2 separate regions of the Homo sapiens genome follow, and region 1 is linked to region 2. The links are chromatin loops, found by intact Hi-C in ENCODE. Cell type or tissue: GM12878. All regions are shown on one strand. Each heading gives the region's core, and the rest is flanking DNA. Links, peaks and the distances in the headings are about the cores only.

Region 1 (10,375 bases), core at 1,658-9,657, 120 kb before region 2:
AGGATCTCATTTATTCTAGAACGATGGCACTATTAACTAGGTTAGTCTCTGAGGTAAAGGCTTTAACTCCCAAAGCTGACAAAGACACCAGAAGGAAAGGATAGAGGAAGGAGAGGAGGGAAAGAGAGGAGGAGGAGGAGACAGGAGGGAAAAGGAGGAGAGAAAATGATGCATGAAAGGAGGATGCAGGGAGAAAGGAACAATGGGAGGAGATAGGGAACAGCGAGCTGGATAGTGGCTTATGTCTCTTATGAAAATACCAGGAAACACTGAAAATTTTAAATCATGAATAATCAGAGCTTGTCTTAGTCATATAAATCTAGTATAACTTTTTAAAAACTACTTTATAATGTATAGCAACAGGTGCTGTGGCTCACACCTGCAATCCTAGCACTTTAGGAGGTGAGGCGGGTGGATAACTTGAAGTCAGGAGTTCAAAACCAGCCTGGCCAACATGATGAAACCCCATCTCTACTAAAAACACACAAATTAGCCAGGTATGGTGGCACGTGCCTATAATCCCAGCTACCCAGGAGGCTGAGGCAGGAGAATCACTGGAACCTGGAAAGTGGAGGCAGCAGTGAGGGCCAAGATCATGCCACCGCACTCCAGCCTGGGCGACAGAGTGACTCAGTCTCAAAAAAAAAAAAAAAAAAGTATAGCATATGCAAAGATAGCTCTTAGATACACGTAATTGTTAAATATGTGCCAAAAGGAACCGAGTAAAATTCAGCATTAATTTTTAATTAATTTTCCCAAAAAAGGTGCAGATTTTCTGTCTTAACCTGGGGGAAAGGTTAAACATACTTATCAGTTTTATAGTCACTGGGGGGAAAAAACAACAATGTCCCATTGTCACCACCTCTATTTAACCTAGCTCTAGAAATTCCAGCAGATAACTATTCAAGAAAAAAAAAGTATAAAAATTGTGAAGAAAAAAATAGAAGTGTCAGTATTTCAAGATGACGTGGTTATAGTCCTAGAAAATTCAAGAAAATTAACCAGAGAATGACTTGCTCAAAATTGAGGGTATAAAATAATCCTCAAAAATCAATAACCTTTGCTTACACTAGTGCCAGACAGCACAAAGAAAAAAAATCCAGGAAAAAAATGCTATTTGAAATAGTAATACAAAACATTAAATATCTGCATATTCATTTCACTTAAGACACACATGACTTAGGGAAAGTTATAAAACTCTGTTAAGAGAAATAAGGAAAACCTGAATAGTGTGATGCTTTCTGCTCCAAGGGCAAATTTCTAACTTGCTCTGAGAGAAAGAGGAGGCAGAAGGAGAACTGAGAATTACAGGGAACATGGGATGAGCCCATGGGCTTAAAAGGTGCAGTTAAGAGCATAATCCTCGTTCAGGTGGTAGAGATGCAAACATGTCCAATGTAGACTTATAAATTAATCCAATATCATTAAGGTCTATTGGAACACTTTCTAGAGTGAGACAAGCACACAGTGAAATTTACTCAGAGGAATAAGGAATAACAGAGACTTCTTTTTTAAAAAGTGAGGGTGGGTCTGTCCTACTGGACTGCAAATTATAAAGCTGCAGTTATTGAACGTACGTGGAGCTGTATTAAAAGCAAGCATCCCTGGGCTGGTATATATTCCAGAAACAAAATTCAAGCTATTAAAGGAACGTAATAAATGACATATCAGGAGTAACACAAAAGTGGAAAAGAGAACTACTGTTAAATGCCAACTTAAATAAAAAATGATTTATTGCACTTTAGGTCCTGGTGACACAAAATAACTTTTAAACCAGGCAACAATTTATGCATTAAAACTATCTAATTTGTATTAAAAGTGAAAAATTTCCAGTTTACCTATAGAACAAACTTCTACATGTACCACTAGCCTAAAATAAAAGTTTAACAAAAGTGAAAATGAGATAGCATTCTTACTACTGAAGAGATAAAAAAGAGCAATGCCTTGAGAAATAAATAAATAGTAATATCAAAATACGACAAACATAATTGATGAAAGTTTTACTACTCAAAGTAGCACATGTAAAGAACTGATATAAATATATACAAAAAGCCCAGATGCTATTCATTAAGTGGGCCACAGAAGAATGGTCCACTTAGCCCAAAGGAAGTCTAAACGAGAAAAAAATACAGAAATGCACTATTCCTAGCCATTAAAGAAAAACAAGCCAAAGCAACTTTAAACTACCACTGAACACATTAAACTAAAATAAGTACAAATAGTAAAATTCAATGTTGACACAGTTCTATGGGAAAAAAATGTGAGTTGCTAATGGTAGATTTAGCGGAGGGTGGAGATGGCATCATGTCCCTTAAGCAGCAGCTAAATCTGACTCCTACATCCACGTGATGTCCTAGGAGGGAGCTGGGCTTCTGATGGGGGTGACACATGGCTGCTAGGAAACTAAGCCATAAGGCCCCCAGCCTTGGCAAACAGTGGCAGTCTCACTGCAGAGTTTGGCACAAAGACTGCAAAGAGTCTGGCACAAACGGAGAATAGGAAAACCACTAACTTTCAAATGGCCCACCAGGACTTGGGTGATGAGCTTCTTGCAGTGTCTATGTGGACTGAAGACCAGAGATCCTTCCCCAAAATTTCTGGTAACCCCTTGTAGCTTTGTTACAACCTTAGGGATACAAATCACCATCCCAAACACACAGTTACCATATAACCCATGAATTACACTTCTAAAAGTATACACCAAAGAGAAATGAAAACATCCATCCACACAAAAACTTGTACACGAGTGTTCACAGCGGCATTATTCCTAGCAGCCAAAAGAATCCATTCACTCATGAACGAGCAAATAAAGTAAAGCCCATCTATACAATTGAGTATTATCCAGCCATAAAAAGGAATGAAGTTCTGATACATGCTACAGCACGGCTGAGCCCTGCAAACCTTATACTAAGTGAAAGAAGCCAATCAAATAGGCAAATCCACAGAGATAGAAAGGAGATTGGCGGTTGCCTGGGGCTGAGAGAGTTGGAGGAAAAAGGAGAGTACAGGGTTTCTTTTGGGGAAGAGGAAAATGTTCTAAAATTGATTGTGGAAATGAACTTGTAATTTGAATATACTAAGTCACTGAATTACACACTTTAAACGGGTGAGCTGTATTGTATTTGGGTTATATCTCAACAAAGCTATTTTAAGCACGCGTGCACACACACACACACACACAATCATTAATATGAACCTCCCTCCAACTCTGATACATGGAGGCTTGAAGCCAAATTTAACTTGATTTAGGAAAACAAGCTAATAGGCTGTCTCTTACAGCTCAGTCTTTCAAAACAAGTTTCTGCGTGTTAAACATACCACAGTTTTTAAATGGAGACCCTAAGGAAAGCTCTGAGCCTCTCTTCTGCTACCTTGCTTGGTCCTGAGAGTCCTGCCTTTTCTTCTTTCTTTTCTTCCCTTTTAAAATCTGTTTCTCAATCAAAAATGTGCCCGGCATTGGCTCCTGTTTTCCCTCCCAACAATTCTGCTAAAAACGCACCCCTCAATTCAATTTCCAGACCTAGGGTGACGCTCTTAACAACAGAAAAGGTTTGAGAATCACAAGCTCTGTCTCTTTAATTCCAATATAACAGAAAGCCTTCTCTTATTCTCCGATGCCACTTTCATTTCAGATTTTCTAATTCAACTTTTAAATTTCCCACTGATTTTCCATTCTTGGCACTTCTTCCCCTTTCTCTTTGGCACAGCCACTTCAAGGGCCAGCTTGTCATCTGTGCAGCCCAGACCTCCTGCCCACTGTTGCCTTATATTTTGGTTGGCTATTCATTTTACCCTTTGCCAACCTCTTCTAACTTGGATGTCCCCCAGTTCCCTCCCTCGACAAACCATTTGTAAATTTCACATTCTGGCTTTTCTTCCTAACGCTGGCCAATCACAGATGAAGGAAGGCCAGGTGGCAGCTCCCAGGTGGCATGAGTGTCACTTGAATGCCCTCTGGCCTTGCCTCAGCCTCTCCTTGTTGCTACAAGTGCAGCTGAAGGCACCTAGCCCAGGAACCCCCAGCTCAGTCCAGCAAATCCATAGAAAGCTTCCACTTCCATGATCTCAGCTTTACCTCTTGTCTACCCTAACAAAGGCAAAGAGGATAAAAACATAATGAGCACTGGTGAAAAAATATCTGAAGATATGCAGATCTGTATATATCCCATATATGTCTTCATCTCCTTTGGATTCAAATTCTGGCTCTACCATTTACTAACTGAGTAACCTTAGGGGCAACATGCCCAAGTCTGAGCTTCCTCATTTGTGAAAATGAGGATAATAATAGCACCTGTGGCTGGGCATGGTGGCTGACACCTGTAATCCCAGCACTTTGGGAGGCCAAGGCAGGTGGATCACGAGGTCAAGAGATCGAGACCATCCTGGCCAACATGGTGAAAGGCAGAGGTTGCAGTGAGCCGAGATCGTGCCACTGCGCTCCAGCCTGGCCACAGAGCAAGACTCCGTCTAAAATCATAATAATAATAATTTAAAAAAATAATAGCACCTCCTCAGAAATATTTTGAGGATTAAATGAGATAGTTCAAGTGAAGGGCTTGAACTGTGACCACTCTATCTGTCCATATAAAGCAAAATCATGGCTTACTGTTTACATGAAGGACAACATAAAAATCAGATGGAAAAAAATGCTATTCCTATCTGTGACCAGCTCTTTAAAAGGACAGAAATGGAGAACTCCTCCCTTGTTGCTATGCAGCCTTCTGCAGGCGGAGCCCATCAGCTCTGAAATCCGCTCCATGTGGTTATAACAGCTCTGCAGAGCTTGAAAAAACCTCTTTCGCTCTGTTCCTCCCCCAACGGGTTCAGGCCAATCTGTGTTTTCCCCAAGACAAAACTGCAATCCCTGCAAGACATAGCTTTGCAGAAACCTTTGCCCGTCTGGGGGGCTTGCAAAGCCAGGCATGCTTGTCAGGCTAGAACAAAACTTGCCTCTGTGAGTTCTGTTAGCATGGCTTCTGCTGGCAGCTGCTGCTGCAGGACTGCAGGTGGTGGTGCAATCGATACCATGTCATCAGTGAGTTCAAGGTCAGGTGAATCTGCATACCACAGAAGACAATGATTTTAATGTCGCTAGGTTGGTTCCCCTGTCCTGCCCTTTTACTGTAGGGGAAGTAAATATCAGAGAAACACTCAAGCCTTTCCCTTTTATGTGACAAGCCAACACCCCCTCTGGCTGGACCATAAGCCTTCTGTCTAAATGTAGCTGGACCTCTTGTCTTACCTGTAGTTCACAGGTCTCCACCTATTTTAGTACAGCAGGTGCTCTGTGCCTCTGGGGCTGTTCCTTGGGTCTATGAACTTGGACAAAACGTAAGTGGTTTCCCACAGTGGTGTGTGTGTGTGTGTGTGTATGCATCTGTGCATTCAGCAGACATTTATTAAGCACCATGGTAGATCAGACACTGTGCTGGGTGACAGAAACATAAAGACAAATTATACAGTCCTTCGAGGAGCTCACAGTTCTAGGAAGTGAGGGTGGGAGCAAGTAACTGACAATCCCAAGAGGGGAGGATGTGCTCAGACAAAGCCATCTAAAGAGATCACCCAATATGAGCACTTTGACCAGCACCCAGTGATTCCCAAAGCAAATGGCACCTTAACAAGGCTGGAAAAGTGAGCAAGAGTTAACCGAAGAGAACCACATGCAAAGGGGGGTAGTGTCGTGTGTGTGTGTGTGTGTGTGTTTGTGTGTGTGTGCGTGCACCTGCGTGGCACTCCACCACAGATTATTCATCACAGTGCCTTTCTAAAAACCCTACATTAAATATCTTACATCTTGAAATTTATTGTGTTCCATCCCATTGGGCAGAAGGTCAGAGAGAACATTTCTGTGAGTCATACCTCACTGGATTTCTACATCTTGTTAAGCGTTCACTTTTTCTGAAGTATCAGAGACAGACTTCTCAGCTCCCCACCCAGTGTTCCAAAAGTGGTGGGGGGCATTCTACCCAGGTAGAAACACCTCCTCCTCCTCGGGCTCAGGCCACACCAAGAAGGCTCCAGGGAGACTCCTCTGGAGAAGCAGGCTGACTTAGCTCTATTCTTAACTGACACAGCTCTGCTACTACTGAATAACAACCTTCTTGCATAGATACTGAAGTGTTACTGCCTTTGGCCTGATCAAGCACTGACCATGAGTTGCCAGAACTTCAGTCTGGGGGTCAGCCCTCTAGGCTCCAGTTTACTGGCTTGATTCATTCATTCACTCAATCACTTATTTGTTGAACTCCCAACTGTGCCTAATACTCTTACAGGTGCCAGAGATACAGAACCAAACAAAACGCACAAAGCCTACATTCTAATGAAAGAGACATACAATAGACATTAGTAAATAAACGAGAGATGTTCAAGTAGGAATAGGTTTTGTGAAAAAGCAAAGATAAGACAGGGTAACGTGTTTCAGTGTGACGTTAGGAGAGTTTATTTGTAATAGGGTGCACATTTTTGTGCCCCTCTAAGGGGACAACTGAGCTGAGACCTGAATGATGAGCAGGAGCTGGGAGGTTGGGGGCAATGCGCTTGGAAGAAGGAACTGCAAGGTTCTGAAAGAATGGTGAGCTTGAGAATTCCAGGGATAGCAGCTGAAGTGTAGGAGCTACGAAGAGAGGTGAGAGAGGCCAGGACAGGTAGGTGCCAGTAGGCTACTGTATGGAGTTCAGACTTTAAGTACAATGGGAATCCTTTGAAGAGTTTTAAGCAAAATGGTGACACTATCTGACCTTTGTTGTTTAAAGACTGCTGTATCAAAACTGCTCTGGATTCTGGGCGTCTAGCATCTACTAGTTCCTCCTCTTCTTGGATAACCTCTTTGAATTTGACCCGTGGCTTATAAGCTTGAGGCTTCTCTAGTTCAACATCTGGCACCAGCCTCTGGGCTGACCACAGAGAGAGATGGAGGTGAGCTTCGCCAATGAGCACACACCCCCATTCATTCATCTCGATGTCTTATTCCCTAATCAGCATGGCCTATGCACTCATTAGCCAAGTCCCTGATTACAGAGTAAACTTGTCTTTCAACAAAACTGCAGATTCTTGTTCCCTTCAAAGCTGCCTTGGCAGTTTGCCAATTTCAGCACAGTAATAGATTTCCTGAGAAGCATTCAAACTTGCCGTCTCTCCCACGGGCTATTGCCCAGACCAGTTGTGTGGAGTTTCCAGGTTTTAAAAGATCATGTGTGTGATCTACAGCCAAGCTTCTCAAGCAGGGATGGGCACATGTGAGGGTTTACTGAAGGATACTAATGTGACCAGGCCCACCCCAGATTTAATGAATCCCAACCTGGGGGGAGTTGGGTGGGGGGCAGGCGGGAGAGAGACTATATTTTTGTTTGTTTTAATTTTTGAGATGGAGTCTCAGTCTCACTCTGTCACCCAGGCTGAAGTACAGTGGCACAATCACAGTTCACTGCAGCCTTGATCTCCTGAGCTCAAGTGATCCTCCTGCCTCAGCCTTCTGAGCAGCTGGGACCATAGATGTGCACCACGTCTAGCTAATTTTTTTTTTTTTTTGAGAGAGCGAGATGAGGGTCTTGCTATATTGCCCAGAATGGTGTCAAACTCCTGGGCTCAAGTGATCCTCCTGCCTCTGCCTCCTAAGGTGCTGGGATTACAGGCATGAGCCGCTGCACCTGGCCTTTTTTTTTTTTAAAGAGACAGGATCTCACTCTGTCACCTGACTGGAGTACACTGGCATGATTATAGCTTACTATAACCTCGAACTCCTGGGCTCAAACGATCCTCCCACCTCAGATTTCCAAAGCCCTGGGATTATAGACGTGAGCCACTATGCCTGGCCAAAAACATATTTTTTGAAAAGTTCATTAGTCAAATCTGATATGCACTTTTGTTTAAGAGCCATTAAACGGAGAAGAAACAGGCTATATTTACAAGCTCACCACTGCAAATTCTTTTCTAGAACAAGGCTAAGTAAAAAATGAATAAATATGCATCCATACACTAGCAGCCACAGTACCAGAAGAGGCAAAACTACCTCCAGCTTCTATGAATCAGGGCTCCATAAGAAAGAAAAGACGAGGTGAGGAATTGGGTGTTAGGGGCATATACAGCTCTGGCCCCCTCTGCTCAGAAAGTCATTGCAGGAGAATGAGAAGCTCCCTCTTTTGCACACTCGCTGCTTTAAATGTTCACAGCTCCGCAGCAGCAACCAGCAAACCCACACACCCAGAGTTCTCAACACCATATTCCCTGAAGATACATATTCTGCAAGGCTTTCAATTCCCTTGGATATTCCCGTGTGAGTTTAAAATATTGCAGCCCTCCTTAATTAACAAAAAAAGTCTATAACACCAAATAATTAGAATTCCTCCACCATTCCTCACGCTGGAGTGTTTATGAAGATGACAGGCCCTCGCCTGGAAAAAGCAGAACCAAAATAAACTGAGCAGCAATTAGGCTGCAGCCATTTCGTTTGGCAGGTGTTTATTGGGTACCTACTGGGTGCCAGTTTCTATGCAGTACTCTTTGCTGATGCCATTTCATTTAATCCTCCAACCCACTTCCCAAAGTGGCTATTATCATTATCTCTCTTTTACAAATGAGGAAGTTAGGAGCCCAAGGGGCAGTTAAAGGGCTTCCCCAAGGCATAGCATTAGTGCCAGGATAGAGAGTTGAACCCAGGCTTGAGTCTAAAGTGGGTGCTCTTTCTCTCAGTCTCTTAGAATCGCATATTGTCAGGCATTGTCACACATGTGATTCTAAGACAGCGAGAGAAAGAGCTCTGTGGAACTTAAAGATGAATTGGCCTTGCATCCCTGCCCTCAAGTTGCTCACAGAAGAGCAACGAGCAAGGGAAAGGTTATATAACTAAAGTGTACGACTGAATGTGATCAATGCTGCATAATGAAAGATATGAGCTCTGGAATCACGGAGGTGGGGCAAAGTAAGTCCAATTCAGGGCAAATTTAAGGCTTCACAAGCCAGATGACATCTGATATAGTTTGGGTGTTTGTCCCCTGTAAATCTCATGTTGAAATGTAATTTTCGATGTTGGAGGTGGGGCCTGGTGGGAGGTGTTTTGGTCATGGCAGAGGATCACTCATGAATGGCTTGGTGCCCTCCATATGGTAATGAGTGAATTCTAGCTCTGAGTGCAGGAGACAGCTGGTTGTTTAAAGAGCCTGCCACCTTCTCCCTCTCTCTCTTGCTCCTACTCTTTCCATGTGAGATGCTGGTGCACTTTCCCTTCCTCCATGATAGAAGGCTTCTTGAGGCCCTCACCAGAAGCAGATGCTGGAGCCATGCTTGTACAGCCCGCAGAACCAAGAGCCAATCAAACCTCTTTTCCTTATAAATTATTCCACCTCAGGTATCCCTTTATAGTAACACAAAAACAGATTTTTTTTAATCTGTTTTTAAAATACAGCATCTTAGGACTTCCCAGAAGGGAGTAGGATTTGACCAGTGGAGAAGATAGGAAAGGTTATTCTAGATAAAGGATATAAAATTAGCCAAGAGGGGAGAATGAGGAAAATGGTCAGGGAATGGGGACTAATCTAATATGACTCGAAGGGAACGTGCATATGAGACCAAATGGTGGAGAGCCTTTGAATGCCATGCTCGGAAGCGGAGAACACAGTCTTTAGGCAAAGGACACTATAGTAGGCTGCTTGGCAAAGGAATGAGATTATAAGACAGGGCCTTTGAGAAGGTAACTATAATTAGGCCACTTTAAACTGCTGATAGTTCCTCTCACCAATGAGCCTTCACGCGTGTCTTTCTCTCTTCCTCCTTTCAATGTCCTGACAACTCCTATGCAACCTCTAAGACTTGTCTTGGACATCACCTCCTCCAGGAAGTATCCCCTGTTCGCCCAAGATTGGGTCAGATGCCCCTCCTAGGTGCTTCTTCAGCACCTGGGTTTGACCCTACAGTACTTAATACTCTACATTAAAATTTCCACTTGCCTCCTCCTTTCCCACTAGACGGAAGCTCTTTGAAGGTAGGGACTATGGTTATTCATCTTTAATTTCCCCAAATCCCTGATTTTGGGGGTACCCTAATAGCCATTCAATAACTATTTGATGGATTAACATGAACAAGCATCAGAAAAGCCCCAAACAGACACTACAGCCACAGCCATCCAAGTCTGAAGTACAGACACAATTTGATTTATTTGTTCTTTCACTCTTCCAACAAATGTTTCTTGTGACCCTATTTGAGACCCTGCACTGGGCTCTGGGTTTGGTCACTACAGGGTGGCTGCCTTCAAAGCAGCCCCTACTCATGTTCCTGGTCACACATTGGAAGCTGGAGCACCAAGTCCAGAGAAAGCCCTGTTTCTCAAACTGGAAACAGCCTGGAGGTAAGTAGAAGCATGGTAGGAAATGAGGGAAGC
Region 2 (10,375 bases), core at 777-8,776:
GAGGTTCTGCAGTGCTGTGCTAAATCTCGCTTGTGCCAGCTTGTGAGAGCCAATTGTTAAATTTACAGGAATTTTATGAAGCCGTTGTTAAACACAGTCATCATTAAAAATTCAATTACATAAAGTTACAATTAAATTATGTTAAAAGCAAAGGTAAATACAGGGCAATCCTCACTTTACATGGATCCAGGATACACGAATTTTGGTTATCACCATTTAGTTAAATAATACCAGTCTGCCAACAACGCAGTTCAAATTTTAGTCACCACAGTATATTAGCTGTGAGTGATTGCATAAAGTACAAACTTCATTGCTAGCTCTTTGGTCCACAAATCACTTTGTAGGCAATAGATGTGCTTCATGATCAGTGACCAATCGCATCTCTTCTTTCAAAGACTGTCAGTGATGGAGCACTGCTCATCCGTCATTCAGTTCTTGCAGACAGCAAATTGTGTGGTTGTTTTACCTTCTTGTCCTCCAGTGACGAACCCACATGACATTTGACAAAAATGGATAGAATCAAAAGAGGCAGTTGACCAACAAAGATGAGGGTGCAGCAAAGAAATAAAAAGTGACAATGCTGGAAGTAAAATTTGACATAAATGTAAGTGGAATTGTAGAGGAAATAGCTCATTGTAGGAATGTTGACACACTGCTGTTCTAGAGTCTGTACAGGTGCAGCCAGAGGAACTCAGGGAAAGCAAACTTATCAACATAAATGAGCAAAGTGGCTCTGACAAAAAGAATGAAGATAGCCCAGAGAGGAAGTGATGCTGAAAAAGATTCACATTAGAGAAATTCTCAGAGATATTTCACGACATTCAGAGCACAGAGGATAAAATGTTGGAAGCTGATCCAAACTTGCAAAGGAGTATGACAATTTGCCAAGGTATAAAAAAGGTGAATCCTAAGTTATATGATAAGAAGAATGCAAACACCATTTAAACTACTGATACATTTTTTTGCAAAGAAATAAAACGCTTAACTCTCAATGCTTCTCATGTTTTTAATTGGTATGCTATATAAATATTAGCTTTTCTATTTTTTCATTTCCCTATACATTTACAACCAACAGTAAGAGACTTAGCAATGCTTTAACAAAAAAATAATGTTAAAGGTCATGGAACAATTGTAATTTTTCCCATTGATAAAGATCACATAGTCTGAGCTTCTATAGTCATTTTTATGGCCACACACTGCTGTCCAAAGTAAGGATGAGTTATACTCAAAACATATCACCTTTGAATAATTTTACTATTATCTGTGCTCTTGAAGTTATTTATGTCTATCTTATCTATGTTAAATGGTGCAAATCTCTTTCCAGCTCTGTGTTCAGCGACATTGTGCAGATAGCTTGAAATTGTTCTTGGTGGGAGCATTTACACCATGAAAATTGGCAAACACTACAAATCAGGGCTTGACTTATTGTTTTGTTGATCATCTAGACTTGAGAAAGTTATGGAGAAAATGTTAATGTGGACTATATTTAAATGTTTATCTTACCTATGGTTGTACATTGTTAATAACAAACAAAATATGGGGAAAAAAGGGAAAGCGTATTCTTCCAGTATTTGAAAATTATCGTCAGATAGAGCAAAGAATTCACTCATGTCATTGTTGAACAAGTGAAGTTCTAACATACGTCTTTGTTGTTTCCTTTTGGTCTTAAATGTAAAAGAAAACAATAACAAACACTGACATCAAAAGTATACTTGTTGATCAATACCATGAGCAACTTCTTGGCTAAATCAGGTAGTAATCAAGCATTTATTCATAGCCTGATTTTGTCAAATCATGGTAGAATTATAACCTTAAGTTGGAAGAATTATAACCTTAGGCTGGCTGTAAGTATATAAATAGATATACTGTACTATACTATACTATACTATACTATACTATACTATACTATATGTCTATCTATATACTCTTAGTATGTCTACAGCCAACTTAAGGTTTTACTTAAGTCTATACTTATAAGTATACTTATATGTCTGGTAAAACTCAACAAAAGCATTCTATGAGAACCAGTTGGCCATATGGAATTTATAATAAAGACTGTTGTATACTTTATTATCATTTATAAATTATGTGCTACCATTCTTTATATTCATGTAATTTATAACAAATTTATATAAATACATATGAATACCCCCTTACCCACCCAGCTAGTTGGTGAACATTTGCCAGCACTGCATTTTAGAGAATGTAATTAGGTGGGACTTTCACAGCTGTAGAGTCAAACAGGGACTGGAATTTCACCATTGCTTCTTTCTGTGTTATCTTTGTTTTGTTTTGATTTGCTTTGTTTTGTTTTGTTTGGAGTCTCACTCTGTCGCTCAGGCTGGAGTGCAGTGGCACGATCTCGGCTTACTGCAACCTCCACCTCCCAGGTTCAAGTGATTCTCCTGCCTCAGCCTCCCAAGTAGCTGGGATTACAGGCACGTGCCACTATGCCCAGCTGATTTTTTGTGTTTTTTAGTAGGGACGAAGTTTCACCATGTTGGTCAAGCTGGTCTCGAACTCCTGACCTCAGGTGATCCACCTGCCTCGGCTTCCCAAATTGCAGTGCTAGGATTACAGGCATGAGACACATCGCCCGGCCTCTTTCTGTGTTATCTTAAGTAAACTACTGAGCTTCTCTAAGCCTTTTCTTTTTCTGCAAAATAAAAAAAATAAAGAAGGATTTGTCACAAGAAGGGGTTGTTGTGAGAATAAGCCACATAAAAGGCTCTGGTACAATGTAGGTGTTGAATGTCTGTTACTCTTTTCCTCTTATCTTTTCCTTCCACTTCCAGCTGCCAAATCCTCTAAGTTTTATTTCCTTTGCTGGAGATAAAATGATCTACACGTTTTCGTACTACATCGCAGGTCTACCTGACAGCAGAGAAACGAATGGATGAATGGATGTCTTCCTTTGATTCCTTGATAAACCAGTCAGTCTAAGTAGTAATTTAAGAATTCATGGACGGTTGAAATCCTTTCTCACTTTTTCAAAATATATAAAAATTAGAAACAGAGCCGGCCGGGCACTGTGGCTCACGCCTGTAATCCCAGCACTTTGGGAGGCTGAGACGGGCGGATCAAGAGGTCAGGAGATCGAGACCACCCTGGCTAACACGGTGAAACCCCGTCTCTACTAAAAATACAAAAAAATTAGCCGGGCGTGGTGGCGGGCGCCTGTAGTCCCAGCTACTCGGGAGGCTGAGGCAGGAGAATGGCATGAACCCAGGAGGCGGAGGTTGCAGTGAGCCGAGATCACACCACTGCACTCCAGCCTGGGCGACAGAGCGAGATTCCGTCTCAAAGAAAAAAGAAAAAAGAAAAAAAGGAAAGGAAGGAAGGAAGGAAGACGAAAGAAAGAAAGAAAGAAAGAAAGAAAGAAAGAAAGAAAGAAAGAAAGAAAGAAAAAGAAAGAAAGAAAGAAAGAAAGAAAGAAAGAAAGAAAGAAAGGAAGGAAGGAAAGAGAGAGAGAGAGAGAAAGAAAGAAAGAAAAAGAAAGAAAGAAAGAAAAAGAAAAACTGAGCCAAGTGTGGTGGCTTATGCCTGTAATCCCAGCAATTTGGGAGGCCGAAGTGGGAGGATCACTTGAGCCCATGAGTTTGAGGCTACAGTGAGCTATGATTATGCCACTGCCCTCCAACCTAAGTGACAGAGAGACAGAAACATCGTCTCTAACAATAAAAATTACAAAATTAGACACTCCGACATAGCCTACACTGCTCATATTTCTGCTTTGCTATTTTCTTTAAAGTTATTATGAGACCAAACTTAAAAAAAAATTTATTAGGAAACTTCCCCCCCTGCTGGCCATAATACAACATAGCAATACTATATTGAACGGCATTACTAAACGTCAAACTGAAAATAAACTCAAAATAACTAATCTTGCAAACTGCCTACCCACAGACCAGCTCTGGCCTGAAGACAACTTGTGTTTGGTATACACCATGTCTAAAATAATTTTTTTAAAAAACTTTTGAATTAGTTGCCAATATCTGACATGCATATTTCTGTGTTTTCTCCAAAAAGTAGACATTGGTGCACATTTGGTCTGCCATCCTACTTGTGTTTCCTGATTACTTTGGGTGGGGCTTTGACTCTCCACTCGGCCAGTCCCCACTCAGTCTGCTTCATCTACTTATGGCATCTGCCCAGCCCTTGCTGCTTTTAAGTTTGCAACCCCAGGCTCTCTCAATTTGCCAATGAGTACACTGAAGCCCAAACTTGCTCAAAATCATACTACCTATAGTAGCAGCAAAGCAGATAATGAAATATGGGCCTCCTAAATTGCATTCAACAGATGTTTATTGATTTCATTCATCTATTTAACAAATGTTTTAGTGCTGACTGTGGCCAGGTACATAGCAAATGTCAAAGAAACAGAGTCTGCAGGATTAAAATGGCCTTTGTCTTTAGAGCTTACAGTTAGTGCAAAGAGCAGGTGGGCAAGGCAAGAAATATAATGAAAGTGATGAAACAAGGGATAAGGGAACTGTGGCGATGCTGCAGCACAGTTCCTGCTCTCACCTCAGCACCTGGTTCAAGTTCATCATCATCATTGAGAATACAAATATTACCAAGATTTTCTAAATAATGTCCTCAAACCCTAGGGCCCACATTGATTCAACATTCACTGGGCACAAGTGCTAAATACTAGAGAAAGAGTAGTAAATGCTGCATTTACTACATTACTTCTCCCAAGCATGCCCTCTAAAATAGTCACTCATTCATCTCCCTGTTCATCCTGCCTTCGGAATTACCATCTGCAATCAGTGTGCTAGGCTAAGAGGGACTCAAGATCAGTAAGATCCATGGAGTGTGCAGTAGTTGCTGGGCAAGCCACATCTCTGCAAAAATAGGAATCAGACATACCCTTAAGTAATGGAGACATGGGATTAAAGCTAAACTAAGAGAAGAGCAAAAACGAATCATGACACCACGATTAAACACCCATGACATCCATGACTGGGAAGTAGTACAAGACAAAGGGATTAGTTTTGTGCCTGACCTGTAAAAATTACTCTGAGTTCTTTGAAACCTGGGCTTTTTGTTGAAATGGCTGATTTCAGATCTGAGGCAGAAAAGGTACAAGGTGAGCCCAAGACATTCTTTTGGGCCAGAAAGCAAGGGAACATTCAGACAAATGTGGTGATGTCAAAAAGATTCAGGGGTCTTGAAGATAATTGGTCACTTTAACCTACTGAATAAAGCAAAATCCATGAACCCATAGTGATGACAGAAAAACAGAGAGCGAGAGAGCTTGTGTACAGGGAGAAAGCCTGTTTTTACAGAAAGATGCCAGGTCATGAATGTATTTAAGAGAAGGAATCATAGAGTTGAAAATCACTATTTTTGCAATCCCCAGTGTAATAGATTCAGACAGCAATCATTAATGGATGCTAAAAACACCGAGTAAAATGTTATTGATACTTTCAAAGTATCACCCCACCAATGACAGTGGAGAGATTTGCCAGTCATCACTCTTTAACTGTCATCCCTGATAGTGAACAACCTGACGTGACACAATGACGCAACTCCTATAATTACCTTTGCACATGAACACCGAATTAAGGCATTAGAACCAGCCTCTACTTTACAGAAAATAGAGATGAGCCAATTAGGACAAATGAACAATCAGACAAATCCAGAATGTACAATATTCTAGCCTGAACTTGTGGCTCATGCCTGTAATCCCAGCACTTTGGGAAGCCGAGGTGGGTGGATCATTTGAGGTCAGGAGTTCAAGACCAGCCTGGCCAACATGGTGAAACCCCATCTCTACTAAAAATAAAAAAATTAGCTGGGCATGGTGATGGGGGCCTGTAATCCAAGCAACTCTGGAGGCTGAGGCAGGAGAATTGCTTGAACCCAGAAGGCGGAGGTTGCAGTGAGCTGAGATCACACCACTGCACTCCAGCCTGGGTGTCAGAGTGAGACTCCATCTCAAAAAAAAAAAAAAAAAAAAAGATGGGGGATGGATGGGGGACTGTTCTGAATTAAAAGTAGTCAGAGACATGCCATAGCCAAGGGCAATGGGTAAATCTTAATTGGCTGGTGGAGTAGGGGGAAAATAGCTACTTGTTTCAAGACATTCTTGACTATGTCTATTTGACTATGTCTAATTTGACTATGGACTGAAAACTAGATAAATGTTAGAGAATTGTTAACTTTGCTAGATGTTATAAGGTCTCATGGTTAGTTGAAAACGTCATTATTCTTACAGATGCATGCTTAAGTATTTTGGAGCAAAGTATGATTAACCAGAAATGGCTCAATTTAAAAACTACACATAAACAAGCTGGGCGCGGTGGCTCATGCCTGTAATCCCAGCACTTTGGGAGGCTGAGGCAGGTGGATCATTTGAGGTCAAGAGTTCAAGACCAGCCTGGCCAACATGGTGAAACCCCATCTCTACTAAAAACAAAAAAATTACCTGGTGTGGTGGCACGCACCTGTAGTCCCAGCTACTTGGGAGGCCGAGGCAGGAGAATTGCTTGAACCTGGGAGGTGGAGGTTGCAGTGAGCCGAAATGGTGCCACTGCATTCCACCCTGGGCGACAGAGCAAGACTCCATCTCAAAATAATTAATTAATTAAATAAAATAAAAACTACACATAAACATACAAAGCTAATGAGGCCAATGTCAGCTGATGAATCTAGGTGAAGGTTATGTGTGTATTCACTGTACTACTCTCTTTTTCTTGTTTGTATTTTTTAATAAAAAAATAGAAGTATAGAAATTCTACATGAGAAAAAAAGTTGAGTTCTTTGGATTCTCCAGTCACTGAAGAAACAAGCAACTATTAGAATAAATCTGATCACTTTTGAATTTTGCATTTTGGCATTCAAATGTTTGTGCAGTTTGTAAAACATGCAAAATGCCTATAAATTCAATGCTATAGATTGAAGTAGCAAATATCTGTATCTGAAGTTGCTTACATGTACATTAACTATCTGAAAACATACATTTTTATGTTTTAAAAAATCTATTTTTCTGAATTAGCCAAGCATATTGTAACCATGTATTATATTTACAATGGGGTAATATGAAACATTAACATCTGACTTTTCTACTTCAAATAACCACACTTCTAATTAGGTGTTAAGTGTAGTTTCTCAATTACCATTAAGTAAAAATTTGACACAAAAATTAACATGAAACGGACAACTGACTTAATAAAAGCTAAAACTATAAAACTCCTAGAAGAAAACAAAGGAGAAAGTATTTGAAACTTAGTGATAGGCAAAAATGTCTTAGGACACAAAAAGCACAAACCATGAAAGAAAACATTGATAAGATGGACTTGAACAAAATCCAAAACTTTCGCTCTTCCTAACGCCCTGTTAAGAAACTAAAAGGGTAAGTCACAGACTGGGAGACTATATTGCTAATACAAACCTCTTAACAAAATATTGTTATTCATCCCTCTCACCTAGACTACTTCAGCAACCTCCTACCTGGTCTTCCGACTCCCACCCTGGCCCTGCAATCTATTCTTCATTCAACAGCCAGACTGATCTTTAAGTTAGGTCATACTGTTTGCCTGCTTAAAATCATCCCATGGCCTCCTACAATATATGGAATTAAATCTACACTCCAATCTTTGGCAAAAAGCCTGCATGCCCACTCTTACAGTTGCATTTTCTATCTCTTGCCACCCACTCAAACACTATGCTCTGGCCATAATGGCCACTTCCTATTTTGCTCATATTAAAAGCTTAACTTGCTGCTCCGTCTGCCAGATATTCTTTCTTTGCATGCCTGACCAGCATTCTCCTTGTCACAGCTCAAGTGTCACCTCACTGAGGCATTCCCTGACATGACCTCTCCAGTCACCCTATCCCCGTACCGTCTTCTTTACTTACCCTACCTGAATCTTACTTTAGTCTTCTCCCCTGGAAAAAGGTTAAATCCATAAGAGCAAAAGGACCTCTGTTTTGTCCATTGGTACATGCCCCGTGTATAGTGCTTGAAACATAGTAGATGCTTCAAGGTTTTTTAAATGACTCATGATGTACCCACTATATGCCAGGCACTGTGCTGGGTAGTTACTGGCTGAATGGTTTAAATGTGTTGCTCAAAGCCCTTTTTTCATCCTATTACCCTGTTTCAGAGAAAAAAAATTTATATTCCTAGATCTATTTAAATAGCTGAATGCTTCTTAGTATTTTTTTCAAGAGGCTAATTTACTTTCAAGTAAATTGCAAAATCTGAATTTCATCTCTATGTACGATCAGTGCTTTGACCTAAATGAAAATGTTCATGTTATTTTGAAAAACTCACCCTCAAAAGAATGACTAAAACAAAAGAAACAAAAAATAATGTGTTAGTGAGGACATAAAGCAACTAGAACTCTCATACATTGCTAATAAGTGTACATTAACTACTTTGGAATAGTGTTTGGCAGTATCTGTATACACCCTATGTCCTAGTAATGCACGTCTACATATATACCCAAAGGAAATGCATGCATATGTTCACCAAGAGATATGGACAAAACATTCATGGCAGCCCTATTCATAATAGCCAGGAGGTAGAAACTATTCAGATGTCAAATGTCCATCAACAAAATAGTTCTGTATACACACAAAGGATTACTATACAGCAATGAGTATAAATGAACTACACACAACATGGATGTATCTTATAAATGTTTAACAAAAAATAGCCAGATGCCAAAGAATGCATATATGTTATACTTCAATTAAACATTGATAGGGGAAGGCAGAAATTGAAAATACGTATTCTCACTATTGTGTTCTGGGGGAGTGCTCCCCTAGAAACTTTCCAACTGAGGTTCCTTGAAAGTTAGATCCTTGAATTATGAGGTGTTGGTATTTTAGGATGTAAGCTGGCCTACTACAATCACATTCTTTCGAAGTCATATGTTTTAAGTATTAAAGATACATGTGAATTCCCTATTCATCCACACATATTGAACAGAAATTATTTCTCTCAAAAAATATTTGCGGAAACTTAATATTGAAGGAAAATGGGACAGGGTCATCTTATGGTTGCAGGTAGTCCGGGTACACTGCCTCAGACTTCGGTTTTAAAAGAACTGATAGAAAGTAGATTAGTTATGGTTTGATATCCTGGTGTGTATCTCAGATTCCAACTCATTGACAATGTGACTTTGTGCAAGTTCCCTAAACATTCTGCAGCTATGCCCTCATTTGTGTAACAAAGATAATAATACCTATCTCACAAGGTGGCTTTGAGAGTTAAATAAGATGATGTAAGTTATTAATAGATACTCAATATTGTTAACCTCTCCCTTCCCTACCCTGTAAGGAGTATTGGGGTGGAAAAAAAGTCAACAAGCTGTTTGCTGCAATATATATATTTTAATTCAAAGTGAATCGACAGTAATACACCATAAATTCTTATTTTGACACTCACCAAAATAGTCACCTGGAAAACCCGCTTTTTGTGACAAAGTACAGAAGGCTTGGTCACATTTAAATCACTGAGAACTAGAGAGAAATACTATCGCAAACCGTAATAGACATTACATCCATAAAATTTTCCCAGTCCTTATTGTAATATTGCACAGTGCAATTGCTACATGGCAAACTAGTGTAGCATAGGAGTAAAAGCAAAAACAAATAAACCAAAGAAAGAAAGCCACAAGTCTAAAATTGTTAAACAATTAACAGTTCAAACTTAGTAATCAAATCTGTATCATTGGATTCATTAAAACAAATCTTCCTACACCTTGCAGTGTATGATTTAACTTTTACTTAACACAGTCCAAGTTTAAAATTAGCAGATTTTAAAAATGAAAATGTTTTGCTAATACAGTAACATATTTAATTAAACACGCTGGAGGAAAAAAAAAACAACTAAATATCAGGATATTTGATTTAAAAAACATTTTGCAAATTAAAATAGTATGCAAATATGCAACTTGGAAATCATGCAGTGTTTTATTTAAGAAAGCATTAAAACCGAAGAAAACTGGTCAAAATGGTTTTTAAAAGGTATAAATCCAGATTACTTTGTCAATATGCTAAATTAAGAATTTAGCAGAATTTTGAAATTTATTTTAAAATACATTAAAATGCCCATGATTGCAATTAAAGAGCAGTGTAGTTAACTGGGATATACCTTTATCAAACATTAATACTGTATTATGAAAATGTTGAAGTTTACCATTTATGTCAATTTAACAAGACTGCTTTAAGTCTTGGAAATTAAAGACAAAAAATACAACATTTCAGGGTAGTAAACATGGCCCTAAACAAAAAGAAAACTCTGTCAGTTTTGTACCTGTTGTGATACAATCAATCCTTTGCACTTGGTGTTTCTGAAACAATGTGTTGCCAGCATTGATTCTTTCCTAAGAAGTAAGCAGATCCTAATAATCTGCTG

What was found. Peaks named below come from ENCODE experiments on the same cell type or tissue, not always from the same donor. Only the 100,000 strongest peaks of a DNase experiment are listed, where the experiment ranks them.
Region 1: a loop joins it to region 2, with 2.3 times the contacts of the local background. A loop is called at or near these places in 2 of 110 quality-filtered maps.

Annotation. Positions count from the first base shown.
Region 1 is chr11:33,472,851-33,483,225 of GRCh38, reverse strand. All of the region lies in intron 1 of KIAA1549L (KIAA1549 like), which reads right to left. Among named protein-coding and RNA genes, the nearest start is that of KIAA1549L, 100 kb to the right of the region's middle. RefSeq lists an enhancer at 4,791-5,080. In GM12878, for the core only: no CTCF peak of the experiment used is centred there; a DNase peak (open chromatin) is centred at 5,085.
Region 2 is chr11:33,355,977-33,366,351 of GRCh38, reverse strand. It overlaps HIPK3 (homeodomain interacting protein kinase 3), which reads right to left. Exons shown (of 17, transcript NM_005734.5): 17 at 9,329-10,375. Among named protein-coding and RNA genes, the nearest start is that of KIAA1549L, 15 kb to the left of the region's middle. In GM12878, for the core only: a CTCF peak has its summit at 3,813 (motif pointing left); a DNase peak (open chromatin) is centred at 3,760.